Linked DNA regions of Homo sapiens: region 1 is linked to region 2. The links are chromatin contacts, found by Hi-C or POLR2A ChIA-PET in ENCODE. All regions are on one chromosome and are shown on one strand. Each heading gives the region's core, a stretch centred on a gene start or an enhancer-like site at or near the end of the contact. The rest is flanking DNA. Distances are from core to core; before and after follow the strand shown.

Region 1 (4,636 bases), core at 863-3,362, 85 kb before region 2:
CCTAGACATTAACAGCTATCCTAACGCCATAGATCAAGACTTTTCTGACATCATGAAAACTGAAAACCTTATCCTTTTTCCTCTTTTTCCTATTTCTGCCATCCTAATCGTTCCCTTTCTTTACAGGAAAAGCCATGGACTGTAATTTGTGGATGGCTTTAGCAAAGGCTTATGCTCCAGTAAGAAACCAAAACAATTGTTAAATTTGTAGCTAATGCCCCCAAATCAGGAAACGATTCCACTAATGCCACTGCCTGTCTGTGTTACCAGTGACAGTCATGCTAAAACCTCAAAGGAGGAGTAGAAATTGATATTCTAGACATGACTGCTACTTGCTTTCCTATGCTTATTGAAAACAATACTCTGACCTTTCCAGTTAATAACAGAATGGCTACTAAATATAAAAAACCTATCAAAGTGATGCCTACAAAAGGTATGTTGTGCTTCCGAGCATTGAATACTCAAGATTTGGGGATCACTTATGAGGGTACAAGTAATTGCTTGTATGATGTCGCTGGACTAAATCCAGTAAGGTCTCGTTCCACTGAATACTGTTATGCATCCTTCCAGCATGCTATAAAGGGACCACACACAGAAAATAAATTACTCGCTGAACCTGGCTCACGCGCTATGTAGGCCTATGGGTGAAAAAGTGTAACTGGCCTCTGCTCACATGCCACCAGGTGGCCCTCTTTTCCAGCTCCTGGGGGCCTGCAGACACATTGGGTCTGAGGAGAATTTGTTTACTGTGTTCTGCTTGCTGGTTCATATCTTGCTAATGGGCCTGGCTCACTCCTGTCTTCCAAATAGCTTTCTCTGAAAGTTTCCATAATACCTTCCATAATCAAAGGCCAAAGTGATCAATAACCAAAATTCATACTAACCTTAAAGTGGAATGAAGATAAGTTAATTTCCACTGAGAAAAGTTTCTAACGAGGTTCCTGGATGCTCACTCTTGTTGGTAGATGGTGCCAGTTGTATGGAACTTGAAGGTAATCCATAAATTGGGAAAAAATCTTGAAATTTGTAGCCAATTATATTTTCCAGGGTTTAAATGGGAAGAAGCCACTCTCCTGAAGGGGGATAAAAAAAGGTCATGTTCAGCAAAAACACTTAATGGAACACTGTACGGTGTTAGATCTCTTCTTGGCTTATGTTGGGGTCTTGCCCATGGTGCTAAACAGAACTGAATGCTGCACTTACCTTCACGCTGGTTTTACTACTACAGAAAGCTTAATTTAAAAGGTAGCCAACACTGCAATTCCTGTAAACACTGCCACCGAATGCACCAGGGACATTTCTCAGGGGAAAGAAACACATGACGTGATTATGGGAGTAGCTAACAGCTGGTTTGCAGGCGTCCTAAATGGTGGATGGCAAGGCTGGCTAGTCTAAGATTTTTCTCATCTCTGTGTTTCATTTAATCATGTACAGATTACTATGATTGATATTACCAGGCTAACTACAAAAATAGATATCTCTTTAAATCAGACCATTTTACAGCACACTATGGTTCTTAATTGCCACTCCACCCCAAACACAGACTATGACCACTAAGACTTAAATACTGATGAATTGTCTTTATTGCCTGAATTTTGAATTGTTTGTTCTGATGAGTTTGGTTCGCAGAGATTCCTGTTGCATAGTGTACTTCACTTTCTTTATATTATCCTCCCAATAGCCATTATAGTGGCCTCCCTCCTGTGTTATATCCCTTAAGAATTATAAATGCTCATACGTAGCCATCCTTTGTACATCAAAAGATCTCATTACAGTTAGAGTAAAAAAACACGAGGAAAGCATAATCATCCAACTAATTTCATATAATGAATTGTGAATTTATATAGAGATCAAACAAGTCCATTATGAAGGTGACAGAAAGGAGTATCAGTGCCAAGGTTTTGGTCAATCTCTTAAAATTGAGTGGCTGAGCAAAAGAGAATAATTGTTAAATTAAATTACATTTGGCCTGAAACTAACCTACGTATGTAATAAACTGTAATCTAAATTATAGGTGAACCAACTGCAACCTAACAACTTGTGAGTAAATTCTTAGAACATGCAGCTGTGTTGCAGCCAATCATAGCAGCCAAGCTTTCAGCCAATCACAGGCTGCAAACCAGCAAAAGATGTTAAACTAAGGCAAACACAGAACTGTAACCATGTAGACTATTTTTGTATGTCACTTCTGTTTTCTGGCTATAAATATTCCCTGCCCACATTTTGTAGTGGAACTCTCTGAACTGCTTTTGTGTTGAGTGCTACCTTTTTCACGAATCTTTTTTTTCTGCCCAGTTAAACACTGTTCAATTTAATTAAAGGTTCTTTTTTTTTTCTTTTCTTTTTTTGAGATGGCGTCTCACTGTGTCACCCAGGCTGGAGTGCAATGGCATGATCTCAGCTCACTGCAACCTCCGCCTCCCAGGTTCAAGCAATTCTCCTGCCTCAGCCTCCTGAGTAGCTAGGATTACAGGCACTTGCCATCATGCCCAGCTAATTTTTGTTTTTTTTCTTGTAGAGATGGAGTTTCACCATGTTGACCAGGCTGGCCTTGAACTCCTGACCTCAGATGATCCTCCGGCCTCGACCTCCCAAAGTGCTGGGATTACAGGCATGAGCCACCACACCTGGCTTTTCTTTTTAATAGTAACATTCACAGGTTCCAGGGATTTGAACATGGATATATTTGGAGGTTAAATATGAATATATTAAAATGATTTAAAAAATTCAAGTAAAGGAAATGAGGGAAATTTATTGCCAACAAGTGTACATTAAAAGAAATCCTGCCTAATAAAATATTACTTTTTTCCTTTTAAGGTTCATATGATTGTTTTAAATAAAAGTATAACATTGTCCTCTGAATGTATGTATGACAACTGTAGAGTAAGAGATGAAAGCATGTGATAAACTAATATAAGAGCCCTCAGAAATAACGCCGCATATCTACAACTATCTGATCTTTGACAAACCTGAGAAAAACAAGCAATGGGGAAAGGATTCCCTATTTAATAAATGGTGCTGGGAAAACTGGCTAGCCATATGTAGAAAGCTGAAACTGGATCCCTTCCTTACACCTTATACAAAAATCAATTCAAGATGGATTAAAGACTTAAACGTTAGACCTAAAACCATAAAAACCCTAGAAGAAAACCTAGGCATTACCATTCAGGACATAGGCATGGGCAAGGACTTCATGTCTAAAACACTAAAAGCAATGGCAACAAAAGCCAAAATTGACAAATGGGATCTAATTAAACTAAAGAGCTTCTGCACAGCAAAAGAAACTACCATCAGAGTGAACAGGCAACCTACAAAATGGGAGAAAATTTTTGCAACCTACTCATCTGACAAAGGGCTAATATCCAGAATCTACAATGAACTCAAACAAATTTACAAGAAAAAAACAAACAGCCCCATCAAAAAGTGGGCAAAGGACATGAACAGACACTTCTCAAAAGAAGACATTTATGCAGCCAAAAAACACATGAAAAAATGCTCATCATCACTGGCCATCAGACAAATGCAAATCAAAACCACAATGAGATACCATTTCACACTAGTTAGAATGGCAATCATTAAAAAGTCAGGAAACAACAGGTGCTGGAGAGGATGTGGAGAAATAGGAACACTTTTACACTGTTGGTGGGACTGTAAACTAGTTCAACCATTGTGGAAGTCAGTGTGGCCATTCCTCAGGGATCTAGAACCAGAAATACCATTTGACCCAGCCATCCCATTACTGGGTATATACCTAAAGGGCTATAAATCATGCTGCTATAAAGACACATGCACACGTATGTTTATTGCGGCACTATTCACAATAGCAAAGACTTGGAACCAACCCAAATGTCCAACAATGATAGACTGGATTAAGAAAATGTGGCACATATACACCATGGAATACTATGCAGCCATAAAAAATGATGAGTTCATGTCCTTTGTAGGGACATGGATGAAATTGGAAATCATCATTCTCAGTAAACTATCGCAAGAACAAAAAACCAAACACCGCATATTCTCACTCATAGGTGGGAATTGAACAATGAGAACACATGGACACAGGAAGGGGTACATCACACTCTGGGGACTGTTGTGGGGTGGGGGAAGGGGGGAGGGATAGCATTAGGAGATATACCTAATGCTAGATGACGAGTTAGTGGTTGCAGCGCACCAGCATGTCACATGTATACATATGTAACTAACATGCACATTGTGCACATGTACCCTAAAACTTAAAGTATAATAATAAATAAATAAATAAATAAATAAATAAATAAAAAGCTTGAAATGTTTGTACACGTTATGTGAAGTGGTATGTTAACTCTAAGTGAACTGTGGAGAGTTAAGCATGCACATTGTTTCTTCTAGAGGAGTCACTAAAACGCAATGTAAAGAAGTATAGTTAAAGAGTCAATTGATGGCTTAAGTTGGAATTCTAAAAAAGCAAAAAGACAAATTTAAATAATTCCCAAAAAGACAGAAAAAAAAGGAACAGAGAAATAGAAACGTAGGGTTTTCCAGAAGCCAGTAATAAAATGTTACACTTAATCCAAATATATCATAATTACATTAATTACATTAATGGTAATATACTAAACATTCCAATTATAAGGCAGACATTGTCAGAATAGATAAT
Region 2 (4,984 bases), core at 254-2,753:
TCGCTGCGGGAGGTCTGATAAGGCGATCTCTGCTCTCCTCGGAGATGCATAAGTGCAGACAGCCAGAGAGTGCCGTGGGTTTCCACCAAGGCCAGGCTATTCGTCATGGGCTCTCCTTGTGGACTGTGCAGGTCTGGGTGGGGGTGGGATTTTAGGAGGGAAATAATGGTGAGGAAATCCTCTCCCTCTCACACTAAAAGTATTTTTTCTTCCCCTGTGAGTTGGGAAAAAAATGGGAATTTTACCAAAATAAATAAATAATAATGATTGCAGAATTACTGTGCTGGAGCTTTTAAGAGCCCAATCTGCAAATGGGGTAAACGGCCACCAGATGGCAGTACTGACCAGGTCCTTGAATCAACCAATGCGGAGCCCACAGACAGAATCCCGCATCACGCTCTCAGGGAGGAAACTGAGGCCAGATCCCATGAAATCATTCGCCAGATGTTAAAAAAAAAAAAATCAGCTGATTCTATTCAGCGTGGCTCTGCTTTCTACAGGGGTCAAGTCTATCACATTGCTATCTTAAAGGACTTCACAGTTGTAGTGATGGAAGCAAATTCTCTTCTTCCATCAGCCCACATGTTTTGAGCACCCACTGTGTGCTGGCACCCAGCCAGGCACAAGGATTTGCAGGGAATGAAATCAGCTCCTGCCCTCCTGGAGCTCGCGGAGCACTTGTTTGTCTGTCTGTCTGTCTTTCTTTCTTTCTTTCTTTCTTTCTTTCTTTCTCTCTCTCCCTTCCTTCCTTCTTTCTCATTCTTCCTTTCTTTCTTTCTTTTCTTTCTTTCTTTCTTTCTTTCTTTCTTTCTTTCTTTCTTTCTTTCTTTCTTTCTTTTTCTTTCTTTCTGTCTTTCACTTCAACTTTTATTTTAGATTCAGGGGGTACCCGTGCAGGTTTGTTGCGTGCATATATTGCTTGATGCTGAGGTTTGGGGTACAATTGATCCCATCAGCTGGGTAGTGAGCATTGTGCCCAATAGGTAGTTTTTCAGTCTTTCCCCCTCCCTCCCTCCCTCCCTCTCTAGTAGTCCCCCATGTCTGTTACTGCCATCTTTATGTTCATGTGTGCCCAATGTTTAGCTCCCTCTTACAAGTGAAAACATGCGGTATTTGGTTTTCTGCTCCTGTGTTAATTCACTTAGGATAATGGCCTCCTGCTGTATCCATGTTGCTGCAAAGGACATGATATCATTTTTACAGCTGTGTAGTATTCCACGGTGTATAGGTATCATGTTTTCCTTACCTAGTCCACTGTTGATGGGCTCCAGGTTTGTTTTGCTATTGTGAATAAGCACTTGTTTATTACGATGTACCTAGGCAGTGCCAGCACCAAAGTCTTACCCAGTTGACGGGAGTTCAAAAGGAGACAGCATCGGCTGTGGATGGGGGAGGGCAAGCCAGGAAGAGGGGCAGGTAAGTTCAAAGAGAAGGTGACATTTTAGTATGTTTTGAAGCCCTGTGTGACTCACACTTGCCTGCCAGGGAGGAAGATGAGGTTATTCCAGGCAGAGGAGCAGCCTGGCCAACAAGACCCTGCATAGCTGGCCACGGAAGTCGGCTGAGGTTGCAGTGTGTAGAGTGTGTGCAAAGTGGGGGGTGGGGGTGAAGCTAAAAAGGAACACGGGGCAGCTTGTGAAGGGTGCTGGACCCGTGATGAGTCGCTTCCCTAAACACGGAGCGACTCATCACATTGCACAGGCGTTGACTGGGCTCGGGGAGAATGGGGGATCGAGAGAAGGAAGCACCAGGCATCCCTCCTGGGACTGATGAGCTGGGCCAGATAAATCTGGGATGGAATTGACCTTAGGCTACCCACCCCCAGCCCCCACCAGGCCGATGGGGTCCTTGGGGAGTCCCACAGCACCCTCTATCGCCGCACCTCTCCCCTCACAGCAGTATCACCGGTGAGCTCCTCTGTCCCCTGGATTAGGAGAGGAACCCCCCGGAACGCAACGCTGCTGGAAATGGGCTCCTGCTTTTGTTTCTCTGTCCCATCAGGATCTGCCTAAGCTCCCTCGTGGAGTGGGTACCCTATAAGCCACTGTGTGGTGTGGACGCACGAGGGGCATGAAGCAGGGGCAGTGAGTGAGTGTCCCTGAGTTTTCTAAGACAAAGCAGCAGCGGCAGATGATGGGACCTCCATGGGGAAGGCCGCGATGCCGAGGAAGGAGGGAGAGGTGAGCTCTCTGGCACCAGGACCCAAGGCCTTCTAGTCCACGTTAGGCCGCAGCCCCCACTGCACGTTAGCCTGCCCCTGGGCAGAAACACCCTGGGGTGCACAGTGTATGGGGAGCTCATGCTCCTGGGAGGGTGGCAGGGGAAGAGGAAGGCGCTGGAGCAGGCAGAGATGGAAGCAAGGAGATGTAACGAGCAAAGTTTTCCATCAAGGAGCTTAAAAAGGAGGGGTTAGGAAAAGCGGGTATGAGGTTGTTCACCTCAAACTCATTCATTCTGGGCTGACCCTGTGGCCACTCCACGGCTGGCATCGCTGCAGCACTGGGGCTGAAACTGGGGAGGCTCCAACCAACTCCCCTCAGGGAACGTTGCTTCCAATGAGAGAAAGTTGACCAGAAATAGCAGCAAAGACAAAATCTGAATGTGGATATTTTCTTTCCCACTGGTGCTGGCAAGAGACTTACTCCAGCTGAGTGGCATGGGCCAGCGGGTGTGGCCAGGGAAGGCCTCTTTGAGGAAGTGACATTTGAGCAAGACGTGGGGGAAAGGAGTGGCCCTTCCAGGCCGAGGGAAGGGCAGGGAGGAGATGGAGAGGCGGCCTTGGGTGGGGTGTGGGAAACTCAGTTGGGAAGGACGTCGGTTCTGACTCCCAGAATTAGGGTAGGCCGGGAGGTTTGTGAGTGGGACCTGTCGCGCTGGGGGATGCTGTGAAGCTGACGCGCTCTGTGGAAGAGAGATGCAGGGCACGAAGGGGGAGCAGGGACCGGGGTGGAGGGCCACAGTCAGTCCAGGACAAGAGGCTGGCCACCAGAAGGTGGGTGAGGGAGGCCATGAGGGTTTAAAGTATTGTCCCTCAGAACTAACTGCTGGGTTAGGCATGCTGGGGTCAGGGAGGGAGGATAAAAAATGGGTTCTGGGGTGAAACACCACGGGAAGGCCCAATGTGTGAAATCCCAGCACTGCACAGGAGGCTGGAGGGACAACATCATCAAGACTTTTCTGGCAAAAGATGGACTTCAGCTGAGGGCACACACACACTTTGGTACAGAATAGTACCTCTCAACTAACCGAGACCCTGTCTCCAAAAAAAAAAAAAAAAAAAAGGTGCCTCCTCCTTCTTGGTTCATGCAGTCAGCCCCCACAGCCCAGGCTGTCCTAATTTGCCCTCCCTCCCACCACAGGCTGTCCTTTCCGTGGCACTGGGGCTCTTGGTCTGAGTCATCTGATACAAGAAGCCCTTTGCTTTTCCATGTTGTCGTCTGCCATTCTTCACCTTGTCCCTATTGTGCCCTTCCTTCCTTCCTTCCTTTCTTTTTCTTTCTTTCTTTTTCTTTCTTTCTTTCTTTTTCTTTCTTTCCTTCTTTCTTTCTCTTCCTTTCTTTTCTTTCATTCTCTTTCTTTCTTTCTCTCCTTCCTTCCTTCCTTTCTTTTCTTTCTTTCTTTCTTCCTGTCTTTCTTTCTTTCTTTCTCTCTCTCTCTCTCTCTCTCTCTCTCTTTTTCTTTCTTTCTTTCGTAGAGGCAGGGTTTCACCATGTTGGTCAGGCTGGTCTCAAACTCATGACCTCAGGTGATCCACCCGCTTCTGCCTCCCAAAGTGCTGGGATTACAGGTATGAGTCGCCGTACCCAGCAAGCTTTTCTTTCTTTGTGCACTTAGCACTAATTAAAGTCAGGCCATCGCCATCTTTATTAACTGAGAAGGGCACCCCTGTGTCCTGAGTCCTGTCCAACAACAGTGGATAGAACAAGTCCACAGCCGAAACAGGTAGACCATCTTTTTTGATCGAAATAGTTTTCTTTTCTCTCTTCAAGGAGAAAAACACAGCATGAAAGAAAGCATTTCTGTATTCTGTTCAGAGATTCCAGGCTTCAGCCACAGCTGTGCAGCCATCACTGAGATGCCCTCTGCAATAAGGAACTTTCATGACCTGACTTATTCCACATTTCTCTCAAGAAAGTGTCCTCTAAAAGTATTGGTATCTATTTTTCAGGAACAAAATATTTTCAAACATTTTAACAGAATCTTAGAAAGGCTTCAAGACAAAAACGTAAGGTGGCTTCAAATACGTAACGCCAGGTCTTTATTTTGGTCATGACACCTCGTTTGAAAAAAAGTAATTTATAGGTATATATTATCCCTAATTTGATCATTATAACATAATAAATAATAGAATAAGAGGCAGGTATTATACAGATGAGGAATCTTGTCTAAGAACACAGGGCATACACGTGGTAGATGTGGGTCTAGAGCTGGGGTTGTTTCCAGTCTGATATAGTCAACAGTCAGTGTGGAATCCCAGAACCTGCGTGGGAGACCCAGAGGGGAGTGTTCATAATCGTAAATGCCTGCCTGCTAGAAAGACCTTTGGGGTTTTTCCTCAGAGAACAAAATATTTATTACACAGGGTTGACTGCTATAATTTAGCATATTTTTCATTGAATTGGCAGGTCATGTAGGCAAGGTGGCCTTATGACTCACACAGAAGAAGTGCATACATCTTGTAAGTGTGTAAGACTTAGTTGTCACTTTCATGTGCTCTTTGCCCAGGGTCACTACCACACACCATGTGCTCCAGCATGGTGGCAGGGGTTCACAGCTCCACACATCCTGCCTGTGGACCCCTCGGTGCCTGGCAGTCACTTCCATTGACTCCTGGCTCCCTCTCCCTACTGAGTCTGTTGGTTAGACATTTTCCTTCTGTGCTTCTCTAAGCAGAGCTCACACCTTTCCACTTTGTCTTCTACACACACTGACTGTAGGCTGAGCCTTTTGAAAGACGGGAGGCAGGAGGGACTGAGGACACACA

Evidence for each region. Hi-C counts contacts between places; a loop is a spot of excess contacts on that map. ChIA-PET counts read pairs that join two places held with the same protein, here RNA polymerase II (POLR2A). Pooled maps may share reads with other maps.
Region 1: a loop to region 2 is called in a map of OCI-LY7, with 5 times the contacts of the local background. The contact joins two enhancer-like sites. A Hi-C loop is called at or near these places in 1 of 168 maps with a recorded cell type or tissue (OCI-LY7) and 7 of 50 pooled maps. POLR2A ChIA-PET finds 5 or more read pairs at or near these places in 3 of 52 experiments (OCI-LY7, T-cell and activated CD4-positive, alpha-beta T cell).

What each region holds. Positions count from the first base shown.
Region 1 is chr7:50,119,324-50,123,959 of GRCh38, forward strand. All of the region lies in intron 2 of SPMIP7 (sperm microtubule inner protein 7), which reads left to right. Among named protein-coding and RNA genes, the nearest start is that of SPMIP7, 26 kb to the left of the region's middle. Within about 2 kb of position 2,113, at least 2 of the 41 ENCODE cell types and tissues checked have a DNase peak (open chromatin) inside an H3K27ac peak, as active enhancers do.
Region 2 is chr7:50,205,193-50,210,176 of GRCh38, forward strand. No RefSeq gene overlaps it. Among named protein-coding and RNA genes, the nearest start is that of IKZF1, 97 kb to the right of the region's middle. RefSeq lists enhancers at 411-590, 1,371-2,300 and a silencer at 1,607-1,656. Within about 2 kb of position 1,504, at least 6 of the 41 ENCODE cell types and tissues checked have a DNase peak (open chromatin) inside an H3K27ac peak, as active enhancers do.